2 separate regions of the Homo sapiens genome follow, and region 2 is linked to region 1. Evidence: chromatin loops called from intact Hi-C (ENCODE). Cell type or tissue: heart left ventricle. All regions are shown on one strand. Each heading gives the region's core, and the rest is flanking DNA. Links, peaks and the distances in the headings are about the cores only. Region 1 holds the start of TMEM132D (transmembrane protein 132D). Region 2 overlaps TMEM132C (transmembrane protein 132C).

The links. Hi-C counts contacts between places; a loop is a spot of excess contacts. Peaks named below come from ENCODE experiments on the same cell type or tissue, not always from the same donor. Only the 100,000 strongest peaks of a DNase experiment are listed, where the experiment ranks them.
Region 2: it touches region 1 in a loop (6-fold over the local background); 18 of 110 quality-filtered maps call a loop at or near these places.

Annotation. Positions count from the first base shown.
Region 1 is chr12:129,901,208-129,909,776 of GRCh38, reverse strand. It overlaps TMEM132D (transmembrane protein 132D), which reads left to right and starts at 5,752. Exons shown (of 9, transcript NM_133448.3): 1 at 5,752-6,516. The coding sequence starts at 6,438. In heart left ventricle, for the core only: no CTCF peak of the experiment used is centred there; a DNase peak (open chromatin) is centred at 5,244; H3K27me3 peaks cover 5,170 bases.
Region 2 is chr12:128,640,805-128,649,373 of GRCh38, reverse strand. All of the region lies in intron 4 of TMEM132C (transmembrane protein 132C), which reads right to left. Among named protein-coding and RNA genes, the nearest start is that of SLC15A4, 180 kb to the left of the region's middle. In heart left ventricle, for the core only: a CTCF peak has its summit at 4,470 (motif pointing left); no DNase peak of the experiment used is centred there.

The DNA of each region.
Region 1 (8,569 bases), core at 365-8,364:
GGATTTCCAAGTCCGGCCTGGACCTCAGTGTCAGTCAACCCCACCACCTCATTTTCTCCATCCTAGAAAACCCCACCGGCCCAGCACAGGGCATGTTCTGAAACCGCAGGGTCGGGACTTGCTAGATGAGAAATTAATACAGGCGTTCTTGAGAAAGAAGAGAGAGACCAAACATCAGAGTGGAAAGGAGACACAGGTTCAGCATTCCAGGGGCCACTACACACTCATAGCTCTGAACGCCGACAGGATGCCCCGGCATGTTGTGCTGTCTCTGAGCTGTGCGGGTCTTGTCTGGCCGGCCTCCCTGGGCTGGGCCTGCGATTGTTCCTGCAGCCACCTGCCTGGCACACGCAGAGGCCTCTGGATTTGGCCCAGTGGGAAGCAGAACAGGGGCCCCGTGGAAGGGATGGGAGTCTGGCATGCTACATTTTACCAGACGCACCTGTGCCTAGCCCCTGCCTCTGTGGTACTATTGGTACGCCAAGAGATCTTCCGAAAATGTGAATGGGCTCCTACAACTTCCCCGCTTGAAGCTTCACTCTGGCTTCCTGAGTCCTGACGAGGCCCCTGCATCCTCTGTCTCCTGCGCCTCCCCTGTACCTCCCCTCCCACCATGCTCTCCCTGGCTCACTAAGTTCAGCCACATGGGGCTTTCTGCTCCTCCACCCTTTGTGATGCCTCATGGCCTTTGCACCTGCTGTCCCAGCCACCAGGCAGGTGTATGACCCGGGTCTGCACTCTGAGGATCCTTCTCATGAGAGAGATTACGCTGCTCCAAGAAGCCTTTCTCGACCTCTCCAAAGGGCAAGTCATTATGATACTTGAGTTCTTCACAGGTTCTTCCTGAAAGCATCTTGTTCTTTGGTGTGCTTGTTTCCTGTCTGTCCCCATGGGAATAAATTTCGTGAACGGCTTGTTCACTGTGAAGCCTCTAGGGCCTGGCCAGCGGTACACCCTGAATAAATAAGTATTGAATGGAAGGAGGAATCCATATAAATCCCATTCCTCAGACTGCTCCAGCCCAGGAGGACCCTCTCTTGGAACCGATGATACTTGTTCTCTGCAATATTCTTTGAAGACCCTAAGAGATCGAATTCCAGCTCTCCAAGGGCATCCTTTGCCTTCTCCCTGGTGCCTGGTAGAGGGGACAGAGCACCTCATGCGTCCAAGAGATCGAATTCCAGCTCTCCAAGGGCATCCTTTGCCTTTTCCCTAGTTCCTGGTACAGGGGACAGAGCACCTCATGCATTCATTAGCTGGTGGTGGTTGGTGGTTCCTCCCTCCTTTGGACTCTCTTCATACTGTAAAATGGGCCAAAGCTTCGCTGTAGTCTCAGGAGCTGATAGAGGTGTTTCCTTATATCCCACTCCTGCTTCTGTTGGCAGTGATGAGATCAATACACCCTGTATTGCCTGGAATGGTTCATTCTAACAAACAAAGCCCTGAACCTCCATGACTTAACACCATGTCATCTTATTTCTTGCTCACCCAAAATTCCATGCAAAAGAAGTGGCATTCCACATTTTCGGAACCAGACTCATTCCAACTTGCAACTCTGCCATTGCTGAAGGCTTGGGGGTTCTCCCTTGAATTTTTGCATTCAGCTTGAAAAGGCAGGAAGAGAGTTTGAGGGTTTCACAGGCTCCCAAACTCTCCCCCTGAAAGGGAGGCACATCCCTTCCTCCCAGGTTCTTTTGGACATAACCATAGCGACAGTTAACCTTAGGAAGGCCAGGGCATGTGGTCTGGCTGTGTCTCCAGCAGGTAGAGGAAGCAGGGGTGAGGGAACATGCTTCTGTCACAGGTTCCAGTGCATGCAAAATCCAGGCAGTCTTTACAACAAAGGGTTTCCTGCAGAGGCAGCCTTGCAGCTTCTCCTTGACCTCACCCCTGACCGAGAAACACTCAGGGACTAATCAGGCTAGAGGTACAAATACATAATTTGTACCAAGAAGTCCAGCATGTGACTTCAAAGAAGACTATTCAAGGCCTGCTGACCTTTCTGTATTGATCCATAAATCAGTAACTTAAGGAAAATGCAGCAGTATCCTATTGGTCTTTGCAGAAGAGGCTGCTCTGCGAGGTTCACCTGGCAGTTACCTGGTGACACCATGGGTCACCTGGGAGAGCACGAATATTCCAACTTTTTAACATCTGCTTGTGGAGCTCTGGGAAGAGATGAGAAAGGGAGAAGGACAGAGAGAGGAGAGTAAAAGTAGGTCTGGATTTTAGTATGGTTAACCTGGAAGAACCAAGAAGTTTGATGATTTAACACAATAAAAATTAATTTCTTTTACCATACTTCTTAATGTGGATTGACGGGGGACTTTGCTCTCTCATCAACTTGCTGGACTGCTGGCTGGAAGGCTCACCTTGTAGCAGCTGCACCATCTCAAACACAGGGTCCACTCTTCTCCCAGGGCAGGGCAGGTGCAGAATGAGGAGTCACAGGTGAGCTTTTCACTGCCCCACCAGAGAAATGACCCCCATGACTTCTGCTCACATTTAGTTGGTCAACTGCAAGGGGCTGAGAAGAGTAGTCATCCATGCGCTGGGAAGGAGAGAGTGACAGGTCTTGGCAAACACACACCTTCCTCAAGGGCACAGCATGGATTCCGCTGAGGTGCTCCTTCTGGAAGGATGATCTCCTGCTGGCCTTACCAGGAAGGGTGTGCAATGTTCCCAGTGTTTACAGTGCCCTCAACATCAGAAGGCTTTCCCCACTAGTGAAAGAGACAGTTGATTGAACCAGGCCTTTCTATTTCCCAGTCATTTCATGAATTTTGGAAAACTGGGAAGACAGGGAGTTTCAAAAAGTCTCTTCTGCATCTTCAGGAGGGATTGATCTGGTAGCTCTCACTTCATGCTAAGGTTTCCCAAACTTCATTTCTCACCATCTTCCGGAGTATTGTCATAGAGAGAAGACGGTGCCTGCACCCGTGTCAGTAGTGATTGCTAAATCCATTACTCATTTCCCATCTTCATAAACATACATAACTTGATATTTTTTAAACAAAATGCATCACCAAGTAAAAGGAGAGAAAACAAAAATAATAATAATCAAAATAAAAACAAATCGATGTTAGTAACTTGAGCTAGATGTTGTCATTGTGCAGAAAGAGCTTCCTTTTTTGTTTAAAAAACATGGACATTTGCAATTACTAAAAGGCTGTTCCGGAGTAGCTCAGGCCTGAGCCTTTCTCCTGGATGCAGTCAGAAGGACTGGAAGAGAATGGCTTCAGTTTTACAGGAGGCCCCATCTTTAGAGGGCCTGAAAGTGTCCTCTCATCCACCAGTGGCATAGCCCCTGCAGTACTTGAATTCCAGCTCCTTTCTGCCTTTATCAACGCTCAAAGTTGCCATTTCTCAAAAACTGCTACAGGGAATGTTTTTGTTTTATTGAAAAATAACAACAAAAACTGCTTAGTGTAAAAGCCTCATCCACACAGCATGAACAATTAGTGCAATTTAATTACCGACAAAATTAGGCTTACAGCTTGATTTATGGCCCCGCAGATGAAACACATATTCTTGGAGGAAAGCAGATTTCTTACAAGTAACTTGAGAGAGACAAGGCAGGCGATTTTGATGGGAAGTTGTCCTGGGGCAGGGGCTGGAGTTAGGGACCTATGAGCCCTCAGTGTCCATCTCCAAGTCTAAGTTTTGCTTCCCCACAATTAGCTGTGTTAATTACCCAAAGAAGATTAGATGTACCAGGGAGAATGGCATACTGGAGAGAGAAAAAGTAAGAAGCCATTCTTGCATCTTATTTTAGCCACTGATTAGGTATCTGAAGTTGCATCTTCCCAAAAAATCTTCCATACCAAAGAGTGGAAAAAACTTTTGTTTCGCCAACTACGCATAATGAAGAAACCGTTTAACATTTTAGGCAGCAGCTGGAACTTGACAGTCACCTTTTGTCTTCACATTACAGATAGAGAAACCTTCTGCAATGGCAAAAAGAAAAGTTATTTGATGATTGCAATTCAGGGGAAAAACTCAATTTGATTTAGAGAAACATAAAATGATTGTTTTTAATAAAGAACAGGGACCACTTGTTTCTAGTCAATATGTCTGAGAAATGTCTTACAAATAGACTCAGTGTCACAAATAGATGATTTACAAATAGACTCAGACCCACTGTAGCGTTAAGGATGGAACCTGGATTATGCATTCAGTGCGGGCATCAATTTTGACACTCAGAGACCAGGTGAAGGTGTCCAAGAGACGAAAGCTCAGCTCTCTCATCACTCAGGTGAAGGAGAAAGGGGACCAGTGGTTCCAGCACGTGTTCCGCAGGCCGGCAGCATCAGCATCACCTGGAACTTTTTAGGAACGGAGATCGGAAGTCCCACCTTGACCTGCCGAGATAGCTCTGGGGTGGGCCCAGCAACCCAGGTCTAACAAATTTTCCAGTGACTCTCCTGCTGGTTCAAACTTCAGAAACAGTGAAAGAGACAATCTCTTAGGGTCTTTGCAGCGTCGACTCTTAGGAATTTTACAGGAGAGCAATACAAAGAGAAAAGGCAACAAGTTTAAGAAACAAACAAAAGAAAAAACAGAAAGACAGATATATTCAGATAAGTAGATACAGAATAAAAGACAAGAGCACATCTCAAAGGACATGAACCCAGAAAAACAATCTTCGGTAGAACAGCAGTGGCTTTTTTGATCTTCCTTGAAACTTTGAAAGCTAAAAACTCTTAAAGCATTGGTATATTTCTGCAACTACAGGCATACAGGATAAAAAAGTCCATTGCCCCCTCAGTCAGATGATAACGACCCATTTTTATCTACTGAGGTGAATTCACCTCATTAGATTCAGGGCTTGTTGGTTTACAATATTCCTTAAAAATTCTGAATGCTTTTCTTCCCTCTGAGCTTTGATGGGGTTAATTTAAAGGCTCTCGTGGAGCAAAGCAGTTCTTGGGCTACAAATTACAGGACGGTGCTTAGGGATCTTGGTGTGGGAATGTCTTAGTTGGAGATTCCGGGCGGTGTTGAGAATCATGTCTTTTATCTTCTCAAAGCAATGTTGTCTCCTAATGGATCCATTTCCTTTCCCAGTGAGCCCTGGGGAGCACACGACATGTTTCTAGGGACACTAACTTGGGGGATCGCTCTGGGAAGGGGCTTGGGGCCAGCATGACCTCAGTGTGGCGTGTCAGAGACTTCCTCACTGCGATCCCTGGGAGATGCGCAGGGCGGGGCGAGGGCCCTTCTCCAGCCATCCTTGCGCTCTCCCTGGCGAAGAGCCTCAGGTGCCCCCGGGCTGGAGGACCTCCCCTGGGCCTGAGGTTTTGATGACGACGAGAGGCCGGTGGCCAGCTGGACACCTGTTGGGAGAGTGGGTGGCTCCGTCCCCGGGGTGCGCCCGCGCTGGGAGCCCTCGCCCGCCGCCACCGCGCGTCCGCGCTCGCAGGGAGGGTGGCCGGGAGGCTGGGCGTGGGGCGGCCAGGGGGAGGTGGGATTTACTTTGCGGATTGGGGCTCACAGCTGTCACTCCGAAAGGGTGGGGCTTTTTAAAAGCAGACAAATTTTTAAGGCGAAAGCCCCAGCCGGCTCCGGGCACCGTGGCGATCGCCTCCGTTCCGTTCCGGATGCGGTCCTTGCGGAGCGGAGCCCCCGCGCCTGCTGGCAGGAGGCAGCTGCGTTGCTCGGCCGCGTCCCCGAGCCGGCGGGCCCTCCTCCGCGCACATCTGGCCCGCCTCCCCCGGGCGCAGGGGGGAGCCCCGCGTCTCCGGAGCCTGCAGTGCGCTCGGCGCGCGTAGAGCCCCGCGAGCCCCAGCCGGGCCCGGGGCCGGGCGGGCCGAGGCGGCGGCCGGGGAGCAGCCGCACCCGCCAAACTTTGGGTGCCGGAGCGCGCGCGCGCCCGAGCCCCGAGGCGCAGCGGCCGGCCTGGGATGGGGGCTGCGGGCCAGGGAGCCCCGGGCCGCCCAGCGAGCCCGGCCACCCGCCCGGGGGGCTCCGAGCCGCCTCTGCCCGCGTCCCGGGCTCCGCAGCCCCGCCACCCCGGCGCCGCCTGCGCCAGCGCCCGCTAGCCAGCCCGGGAGCAGCTGGAGCCGCCGGAGCCCTGCGCCTGGAGGCGCCCCTCCTTGGGCCACCGGGGGCCACTCTTCGCTCGGGTAAACAGGAAAGGAAATACCCCCTGTGGATTAAAATTTAAAAAAAATTCTGTTGGGGTCGAAGGAGGGAGGTGGGGTTTGCCTGCGCGCGTGTTGGACTCCGGAGAGCAACTCAGGAGCCCGCGCGGTCGTCGCCTCCCGGCCTGGCCATGGACTGGCGGGAAGAGGGAGCAGGGCGCCCGGGCTGCTCGGGCCCCTAGCCGGGCGCTCCCTCGCCACCGGCCCCGCTGCGGGCCTCTAGGGGACTGAGACGGTCTCTTGTTCGCCTGGACGGCGCCGGGGAGCGGAGGATCTGCGCTCCGGGTCTCCAGGATGTGCCCGTCTGAGATGGGGACGCTGTGGCACCACTGGTCGCCGGTACTCATCAGCCTGGCCGCCCTGTTTTCCAAAGGTGAGGACGCCGCGGCCGCCAGGGCCCGGGGACTAACTTCGCCTGGAGTGAGTGTGTGGGAGTGTGTGGAGGATGGGGGCGGCCGGGAGAGAGGGCTCGTGTGCAAGTGTGTGTGCGCGCTTGTGTGCATGTGTGTGTGCGCGCGTGTGAACGTGCGCTCGTGCGGCAGCCAAGCTCCTCGGACGCCCCTTGGCCGAAGGTGCTTGTCCTGGAGCACTTGGGTGGGAGGCCTTAGGTGAGACTACTAAGGAGCCGAAAGGAAAGGAAGGCTGTTTCCTGAAAGCCTTTTCTGTAAAGGGAGAGGGCGTGGGGACCCTTGAGAGGAAAGGTGGCCTCTGGAGGGCCGAGCCGGCTGTCGGGGGAGGAGGGGATTGAGATGACCAGGGAGATTTCTGGAATTTGGGATTGACTTTCCCTGGTGGCACTGACCTATTTGGAAATAATTTTGGAGCACTCCTGTTGTATGGGAATACTATTTTGTGTATTATAGGCTGCCAAAAATATAGCCTGGGGGGCGGCTCTGAAGAAGGGGGATGGGTTTCTCCAGGTCTGCCGCTGTGAGGTTTGGGCACAGGGTCTGGCGCTCACCCTTCCGTAGGGTGCTGGGAGCAGCAGCGGCCCCGCAGGGTGCACGTGGAGTTTCAGCTACAAGTTGTGACCCGAATTTTCCCAGCGGAGCCCTGACTTGAAGCCATGTGTCAAGGCAGGAATTCCTCAATGTTTCCTCTTCTCTTCTGCCAGCATCCCTGTCTGTCATGGGAAGAGCAAGTTTGGAAGCTCTGGACAGTCATTCTTCCTTGAAGAGAAATGGTGTGATTTGTGCGGGAGATTCTTTCTCATGATTGACCTGGGCTGCTTGTGTGTGGTTCCCCCACCCGTGCCCCTTTCCTGCAGATAGATACACTGGGAGGAGAGTGAAGCGTCTCAGCAGTCTCTAATACGTGCTGCAAGAACCCTGTACCCATATTTTTCTGCAAAGATTTTTGAGATGAGATCTCTCTCAGAAACTTCAAAGCCAATTATCACGCACAAAGTCTTTTAATTACATGAATTGTCTGTTCTCTGAGTTCTTCCAGAATCACTGAGGTTATGTTGCTTTGGATCTGATAATAGATGAAGACAGTTGAAATGCCGAGTTCTGTGATGGTTCGATTTAGAAAGAGGAATTTACGTTCCCCCTCCTTCCCTGTCTTTGAAGTGTGGTTGAAATGGGCTCACGTTTCCTAATTATGAGTTAGAACAATCCCTGGGATCAGAGCCTTCTGGATTTATAATGTGCACAGGAAACCAAAGAAAAGGTTGATGAATTCAGTGAACCTGACTCAGGCAGACGTGAGGTTAAAAAAACCAAAATCCACAGCAACAACAGCCCAGCATTTTTTTTTTGGGGCGGGGGGGGTTGGTTCTCACTTGGTTTTATAATAGGTCCAGACTTCTTTGTGTTTATGCTGCAATAACAAGGTTGTATTAAGAAAGGTACAGAATAGCTTTGGAAATAGGACCTCACTATTGTGTTTTTTCACTTAGGTACATAGGTCTGTTACTGATTTCTTTATTAGACTGAGCAGTGTTGAAGAGAATTGTATTTAGCCTAATACTTGTGAACTTTTTCAACTGGGAACACTGAACATGTCCTTAAATGAGGTCCTGTGTGATGTGGAAGCCTCTTTACTAGGTGGCCAAAAATTAGCACGTAAAATGTTTACGATAAGCCTAGCATATGACATATTTTGTGTATTGAACTTAAGCAAGTCAGCCAGACAGTTCAAAAGTGAATCAGTTCTGTGTGGAGACTTTGTACAGCAATTAGCAGAGTCTGAGCACATGGTAGATGATTCAGGATTAGTCACAATATGTCAAAGAACAAGAAAAAAATCAACACCCCTATTAGCAAATTGCATAAAATGGAATTTCATGATGCAGATGTGATTTATACATTCAGGGACAGGGCCATTCTTTTCCCAATGTGTTCATATCACCTCCCTCTAAGATTCTCTGATCACTTGAAAGTTCTCACCCATCTTGCAATCAAGTATGGACTATATTGAAAAGG
Region 2 (8,569 bases), core at 518-8,517, 1.3 Mb after region 1:
AAGCTAAGGCAGAGAAGAACCAGTGTGTCAGCTCTCTGCTTCCTCCCTCCCTGGTGGCACAATCAAGGGTGGCAGTATCACAGGATAGTGTGAGTTGGATCCCTGAGTCACTGGCTGGAGGGGAAGCCAGGCTGACCTGCACCGCACTTTGCATGAGTGTGATTAATACACTTTGGCTGTGTGGAATCCCTGAAATTCCATCAGTAGTCTGTTGTGGGAGCTAGCTGGAGAGCTGCTGATAAATCACCACGAGAGCCAGGCTGGCAATCACCTGGACACGATGGAGTTCTCCAGTAAACACACTCACATACAATGCTGATGGACTCCAATAAACACACTGACATCCAATGCTGATGGACTCCAGTAAACATACTTATCCAATGCTGATGGACTGAGCTAAACACACTCACATCCTACGCTGATGGACTCCAGTAAACACACTCATCCAATGCTGATGGACTCCAGTAAACACACCCATATCCAATGCTGATGGACTCCAGTAAACACACTCATCCAATGCTGATGGACTCCAGTAAACACACTCACATCCAATGCTGATGGACTCTAGTAAACACACTCATCCAACGCTGATGGACTGAGCTAAACACACTCACATCCAACGCCAATGGACTCCAGTAAACACACTCATCCAACGCTGATGGACTGAGCTAAACACACTCACATCCAATGCTGATGGACTCCAGTAAACACACTCACATCCAACGCCGATGGACTCCAGTAAACACACTCATCCAACGCTGATGGACTGAGCTAAACACACTCACATCCAGTGCTGATGGACTCCAGTAAACACACTCATCCAATGCTGATGGACTCCAGTAAACACACTCATCCAACGCTGACAGACTCCAGTAAACACACTCATATCCAATGCTGATGGACTCCAGTAAACACACTCATATCCAACGCTGATGGACTCCAGTAAACACACTCACATCCAACACTGATGGGATCTAGTAAACACACTCATCCAACGCTGATGGACTCCAGTAAACACGCTCATATCCAATGCTGATGGACTCCAGTAAACACACTCACTTCCAATGCTAATGGACTCCAGTAAACACACTCATATCCAACGCTGATGGACTCCAGTAAACACACCCACATCCAACACTGATGGGATCTAGTAAACACACTCACATCCAACGCTGATGGACTCCAGTAAACACACTCATATTTAACGTTGATGGCATCTGGTAAACACACTCACATCCAACGCTAATGGACTCCAGTAAACACACTCACATCCAATGCTGATGGGATCTAGTAAACACACTCACATCAAATGCTGATGGACTCCAGTAAACACACTCACATCCAATGCTGATGGACTCTAGTAAACACACTCATCCAACGCTGATGGACTGAGCTAAACACACTCACATCCAACGCCAATGGACTCCAGTAAACACACTCATCCAATGCTGATGGACTGAGCTAAACACACTCACATCCAACGCTAATGGACTCCAGTAAACACACTCACATCCAATGCTGATGGGATCTAGTAAACACACTCACATCAAATGCCGATGGACTCCAGTAAACACACTCACTTCCAATGCTAATGGACTCCAGTAAACACACTCACATCCAACGCTGATGGGATCTAGTGAACACACTCACATCCAACACTGATGGGATCTAGCAAACACACTCACATCCAACGCTGATGGACTCCAGTAAACACACTCATATTTAACGTTGATGGCATCTGGTAAACACACTCACATCCAACGCTCATGGACTCTAGTAAACACACTCACATCCAATGCTGATGGGATCTAGTAAACACACTCACATCAAACGCTGATGGACCCCAGTAAACACACTCATATCCAACATTGATGGGATCTAGTAAGCACACTCATATCCAATGCTGATGGACTCTAGTAAACTCACATCCAACGCTGATAGGGGCTAGTAAACACACTCATCCAATGCTGATGGGATCTAGTAAACACACTCATATCCAATGCTGATGGGATCTAGTAAACACACTCACATCCAACGCTGATGGACTCTAGTAAACACACTCACATCCAATGCTGATGGGCTCCAGTAAACACACTCACATCCAACACTGATGGGATCTAGTAAACACACTCACATCCAACGCTGATGGGATCTAGTAAACACACATCCAACGCTGATGGACTCCAGTAAACACACTCACATCCAACGCTGATGGACTCCAGTAAACACACTCACATCCAACACTGATGGGATCTAGTAAACACACTCACATCCAACGCTGATGGGATCTAGTAAACACACTCACATCCAACGCTGATGCACTCCAGTAAACACACTCACATCCAACGCTGATGGACTCCAGTAAACACACTCACATCCAATGCTGATGGACTCCAGTAAACACACTCACATCCAACGCCGATGGACTCCAGTAAACACACATCCAACACTGATGGACTCCAGTAAACACACATCCAACACTGATGGACTCCAGTAAACACATTCATCCAATGCTGATGGACTGAGCTAAACACACTCACATCCAATGCCGATGGACTCCAGTAAACACACTCATCCAATGCTGATGGACTCTGGTAAACACACTCATATCCAATGCTGATGGACTCTAGTAAACACACTAATCCAACGCTGATGGACTGAGCTAAACACACTCACATCCAACGCCGATGGACTCCAGTAAACACACTCATCCAACGCTGATGGACTGAGCTAAACACACTCACATCCAGCGCTGATGGACTCCAGTAAACACACTCATCCAACGCTGATGGACTCCAGTAAACACACTCATATCCAATGCTGATGGACTCCAGTAAACACACTCACATCCAGCGCTGATGGACTCCAGTAAACACACTCACATCCAGCGCTGATGGACTCCAGTAAACACACTCACATCCAACACTGATGGGATCTAGTGAACACACTCACATCCAACACTGATGGGATCTAGTAAACACACTCACATCCAACGCTGATGGACTCCAGTAAACACACTCACATCCAACACTGATGGGATCTAGTGAACACACTCACATCCAACGCTGATGGACTCCAGTGAACACACTCATATTGAAAGTTGATGGGATCTAGTAAACACACTCAAATCCAACGCTGACGGACTCCAGTAAACACACTCACATCCAACACTGATGGACTCCAGTAAACACACTCATATCCAATGCTGATGGACTCCAGTAAACACACTCATCCAATACTGATGGACTGAGCTAAACACACTCACATCCAATGCTGATAGGTTCCAGTAAACACACTCATCCAATGCTGATGAACTGAGCTAAACACTCATATCCAATGCTGATGGACTCCAGGAAACACACTCATCCAACACTGATGGACTCCAGTAAACACACTCACATCCAAAGCCGATGGACTCCAGTAAACACACTCACATCCAGCACTGATGGACTCCAGTAAACACACTCACATCCAGCACTGATAGACTCCAGTAAACACACTCACATCCAGCACTGATGGACTCCAGTAGACACACTCACATCCAAAGCCGATGGACTCTAGTAAACACATTCATATCCCACGCCGATGGACTCCAGTAAACACACTCATCCAACGCTGATGGACTGAGCTAAACACACTCCCATCCAACGCTGATGGACTGAGCCCAAAGGGGGCCCCTGCTGGGGCACTGGCATCTCAAAGGAACCACAGGTAGAGAGAAACACTTCCAAGAGAGGGATGAGCTAGCAATGGTGGCTTGAGTCAACATCCATAGGCTATCAGGAGAGAGAATTTGGAGGCTGGTTTTCTTGGTGCCCATAAAATCATAGAAAGCTTTCATCAAGTGAGGATTTGGGGGTGTGACCATAGAAACGAAATCTGGATAACTCAAGCGAGAGAAGAATGTGCTGGAAGGATCTCGGGTGCCCCACAGAATTGGCGGTCAGGTGCCATGACTGGGCCTGGGCAGTGAGGGCTTCTCCACGTCTTGGTAGGAAGATGCTGGCGAGGGGATGCCAGGTGGCTTCTGTTCTGTCCTTGCATCGCCAGTCAAGAATCAGAAAGACCCAGTTGGCCCAGCCTGGGTGGTGCCCATCCCTGGCTGTGGCAAGGCCGTGAGAGAGGGCTCTGGAGGAGAGAGGCCGTACTGGTTCTGAAAAGCCACAGCGCCATAGTCCACCCAGACCCTCCACAGACGGTGGCTTGGGCACAACCACATCTAGTTTCCCAGGCTTTCTCCAGTGCGGCCAGGAGTCCCCCCTCAGGGTCGCCTCTGATCTGTTTCAGTGAAGGCCAGGAGGTTCACAATCTCAGTGCCCCATTAGTTCCACTGCAGCTCTCAGCACAGAGGACTCATTCTCCCTTTCAACGCTGTTCGCCCCCAAACCCCATGAATCCTACTTGACCCTAACCACAGGTTGAAAGCCCAGCACCTGCCACTTAAATAATAGATGGCACCGCCCTCTTGTGGCAGAGACTGGCAGCACAACGCGTCCCAGCAAACATCTTACCTGTCGCGGACTTTTCTGAACAAAGAACAAGCTGCAGCTCACACACCTGACCAGAGGAAAACGGACTTTACTCCTCTCATATTGTCAACACCTCCAGAGCCCTACTGAGGGGAAATATACATGCCATAAAACTTAACAATTTAAGCGTATAGTGCCATGGAGTTTAGTAATTTTATACAATTGTGTAGCCTGTACCACAATCCAGTTTTGGAACACCGTTATGCAGAAAGTCCCTTGTGCTATTTGCAATTAATATGTGCTTCAAAATCCAGCCCCCAGCGATCACTGATCCTGCTTTCTGTCCCTATAGTTTTGCCTTTTTTAGAAAGTTCATCTAAATGGAATTCTACAATATGTAATTTTTAAACGCTTCACTTACTTCATCCCAGTGGTTTCTTTATGGCCAAATAGTTTTTCATGTATTTGATTTATTTTTACTTATTGTTCTATTTGATTGCCAAATCATGTTTTATTCTTTGGCTACCCACAAATTTGTTTATTCTTTCCCCAGTTAAAGGACACATGGATTGATTTTGGGTTTTGGAGATTATGAATAATGTTGCATGATAACATTTCCCTTCCTATCTCCATGTGGACAAATGTTTAGCTTCCTGAGAGCAGAATTTCCGGGTTGTATGACAAGCATACATTTCACCTATTAAGAAACTGGCAAATTGTTTTCCAACAACTCTTTGTCACCCTACTGCATTCCCACCACCAGCGCATGCAGGTTCCAGTTCCCCACATCCACACCAACACTTGGTATTGGCCACTGTTTCCATCTTAGCTTTTGTCGTGCATGGGAGGCGATATTTCATTGTGGCTTTAATTTGCAGTTCCCCCATGACTAATGATATTGACCATTTTAATTTATCTACCATTTCAGATTTCAATTAATTTCTATTGTAGGTTTGGGCTCAAATCCATTTTCTAATATTATATTTAGACCTTGCTTTTTTTTGGCTCAAGTTCATCGAGCCATTACTGTAACATCATACTTAATCTTTATGTTGGAAAATTTGAAAAGAACCAGATAATAGGATGAAAAGGAGGCATTCTGGCTTATCATCAACCAAAAAATAAAAATAAAATAAGTGAAAATCTAAAGAAAACGAGAGCAGTTGGAAGCAGCTTGACGTAGCAAACAAAACAATAACATGTTTTATATTATCAACAATTTAAATGATCAAAACACATATAATTAGATGTACTTCTCTCTCCTCCCAAATTTCCCTGTAAAAATGGATTTTTAAAAATCTGCCCGTTGTCTATCCCAGCAAATACAGTGTCCGAATACTGAGATTTTTGGGGCCCCAAATGGACGTGTGTGATGCTGTCAGCTGAGCATGTGACTTGCCGCTGCTCTCTGGCCAGTTTTTCTCTGCTCTCGGTGAGCCAAGTTCCTCAGCCGAGGTTTCGTTACCTCCTCAATTGTTAACGAGCATGTCTGCTGAGGAGTCTGGGAGTATCCGCCAGAACGTGAGGTCCACATCAAATGGGTATGCCCAGACAGCAGCAGCCAGGGGCCTCCCTTGCGGCCCTGGGTTGATCTCTTGGATTAATTCAAACCTTTTGCAAATTAGTGGAGACATTTTCCAGTTTCCTGTGTCTCAGCCCAGCTTTGCAGATTTAATTTTGAGAAGCACAAGCGGTAATCCGGTCCTGAAATCCCTTGTCCCACGTGGTGTTACTGACATATTGGACAAATAAAAGCCTCTGGGGAAAGAAAAAGAGGATCTTGTCTCTTTCTTTGAAGTGATTAAGGGGAAGTGAACTGGTGCGTCGACGCCATGGTTTTTCTGGCAAATTCAAGAAAGCATTCTCTGAAGTCAGTGAGAGATCGCTACAATGATAAGAAGAGACCCGGGCATCAGAAGACACAAACATTTCCTGCCCCCTGCTTTAGGACACTTGCGAAAACTCTCCTCAGTCTCTGCCCACTGGCCCAGCTGGTGCAGCACAGGTGAACAGCACACACTTGGAAGCCAGTTCGCTGGATTCCAACCACAGCCTGCTGCTTCTGAGTTGTGTGTCCTTGGCAAATTACTTAACCGTTCTGTGCCTCCGCTTCTCTTTTAGTTTACTTTGCATTGCCATAAAGGATTATCTGAGGCTGAGTAACTTATAAAGACAAGAGGTTTAATTGGTTCATGGTTCTGCAGGCTGTACAAGAAGCACAGTGCTGGCATCTGCCTCTGGGGAAGCCTCAGAAAGCTTTTATTCAGGGAGGAAGGCAAAGGAAGGTTGGCATCACATGGCGAGAGAGGGAGCAAGAGAGAGAAGCGGACGTCTCAGACTCTTTAACAACCAGGTCTTGCATGAACTCATTACCACCAGAAGGATATCAAGACATTCATGAGGGATCGGTCCCCATGACCCAAATACTTCCCATCAGGCCCCACCTCCAATGCTGGGGATCACATTGCAGCATGAGATTTGGAGGGGACAAACATCTAAACCATATGAACTTCCTTCCCTTTAAAAACAGGAAATACCTGAGCTCAGGAGTTCGAGACCAGCCTGGGCAACACAGTGAAACCCCATCTCTACTAAAATACAAAAAATTAGCCAGACATGGTGGCACACACCTGTAGTCCCAGCTACTTGGGAGGCTGAGGCAGGAGAATCACTTGAACCCGAGAGGTGGAGCTTGCAGTGAGCCGAGATCGCACCACTGCACTCCAGCATGGTGACAGAGTGAGACTCTATCTCCAATAAAACAAAATAAAACAAAACAAAAAAAACAAAAAATGGGAAATAAGCTGGGCGTGGTGGCTCATGCCTGTAATCCCAGCACTCTGGGAGGCAGGTGGATCACTTGAGGTCAGGAGTTTGAGATCAGCCTGACCAACATGGTGAAACCCCATCTCTACTAAAAATACAAAAAAAAAAAAAAAAAAATTAGCCGGGCATGGTGGTGCACACCTATAATCCCAGCTACTGGGGAGGCAGAGGCACAAAAATCACTTGAACTTAAGAGGTGGAGGTTGCAGTGAGTCGAGATCGTGCCACTGCACTCCAGCCTCGGTGACAGAGTGAGACTCCATCTCAAAAAATAAAAACTTAAAAAATAAAAACGGGAAAATAATACCAATTTTAGATTAGTTTCCCGTGGCTGCTATAACGCATGACCACAGACTTGATGGCTTGAGTAACAGAAGTTTATTCTCTCAAGGTTCTGCGGCTGGAGGTCCACGATCAAGGTGTTGGTGGGGTCACGCTCACTCTGAAGACCCCGGGGAGGTTTCTTCCTTGCCTCTTCCAGCTGCTGGTGGTTGCAGGAATCTTTGGTGATCCTTGGCTTGCAGCAACCTCACTCCAATCTCTGCCTCCCTCTTCCCACAGTGCTCTCTGTGTTTCCTCCTTTTCTGTCTCTTATGAGGACACTTGCCATTGGATTTAGAGATCACCCTAATCCACTATGATCTCATCTTGATCCTTCACTTAATCACTTCGGCAAAGACCCTATTTCCAAGCAAGGTCATATTTACAGGTACGTGGTGTTAAGACTTGGACATACCTCTTTGAGGGACACAACCCAACCCACTCCAGATCTCACAGGGACACTGGGGGGACATGTCTGCAGTTGTTGTCTTAGTGTTATTGAGGGAGATGCTGGACATGGATCTGTGGGGAAGATGATGGAAGTGTGTTCATGCAGGGACAAGGGCACAAATGAGGCCTGAAGGCTGAGGAGGCCTGGGGAGTTGTGTGAAGGGGGCACCGTCTAGTGTCAGGACCCAGATCTGAGCATTCATCTCCTGACTCTGCATTCCAACCACGGGCTATTGCACTCCTCCCTCTGGGAACCTCCTGTGTTTTTCTCTTCATCTCTTCAGCCCTTTTCTCATCAGCAAGTGTGGCATTTGTACTGGAAACCAAGCTAGCCTGCAGCACACTTTTAGAAAACAGTTTTATTGAGATACAACGCACATACTATACAATCCACTCACTGTGTGTGTGTGCGTGTGTGTGATACAGGGTCTTCTTGCTCTGTCACCCAGGCTGCAGTGCAGTGCTGTAATCATGGCTCACTGCGGCCCAACCTGTTGGGCTCA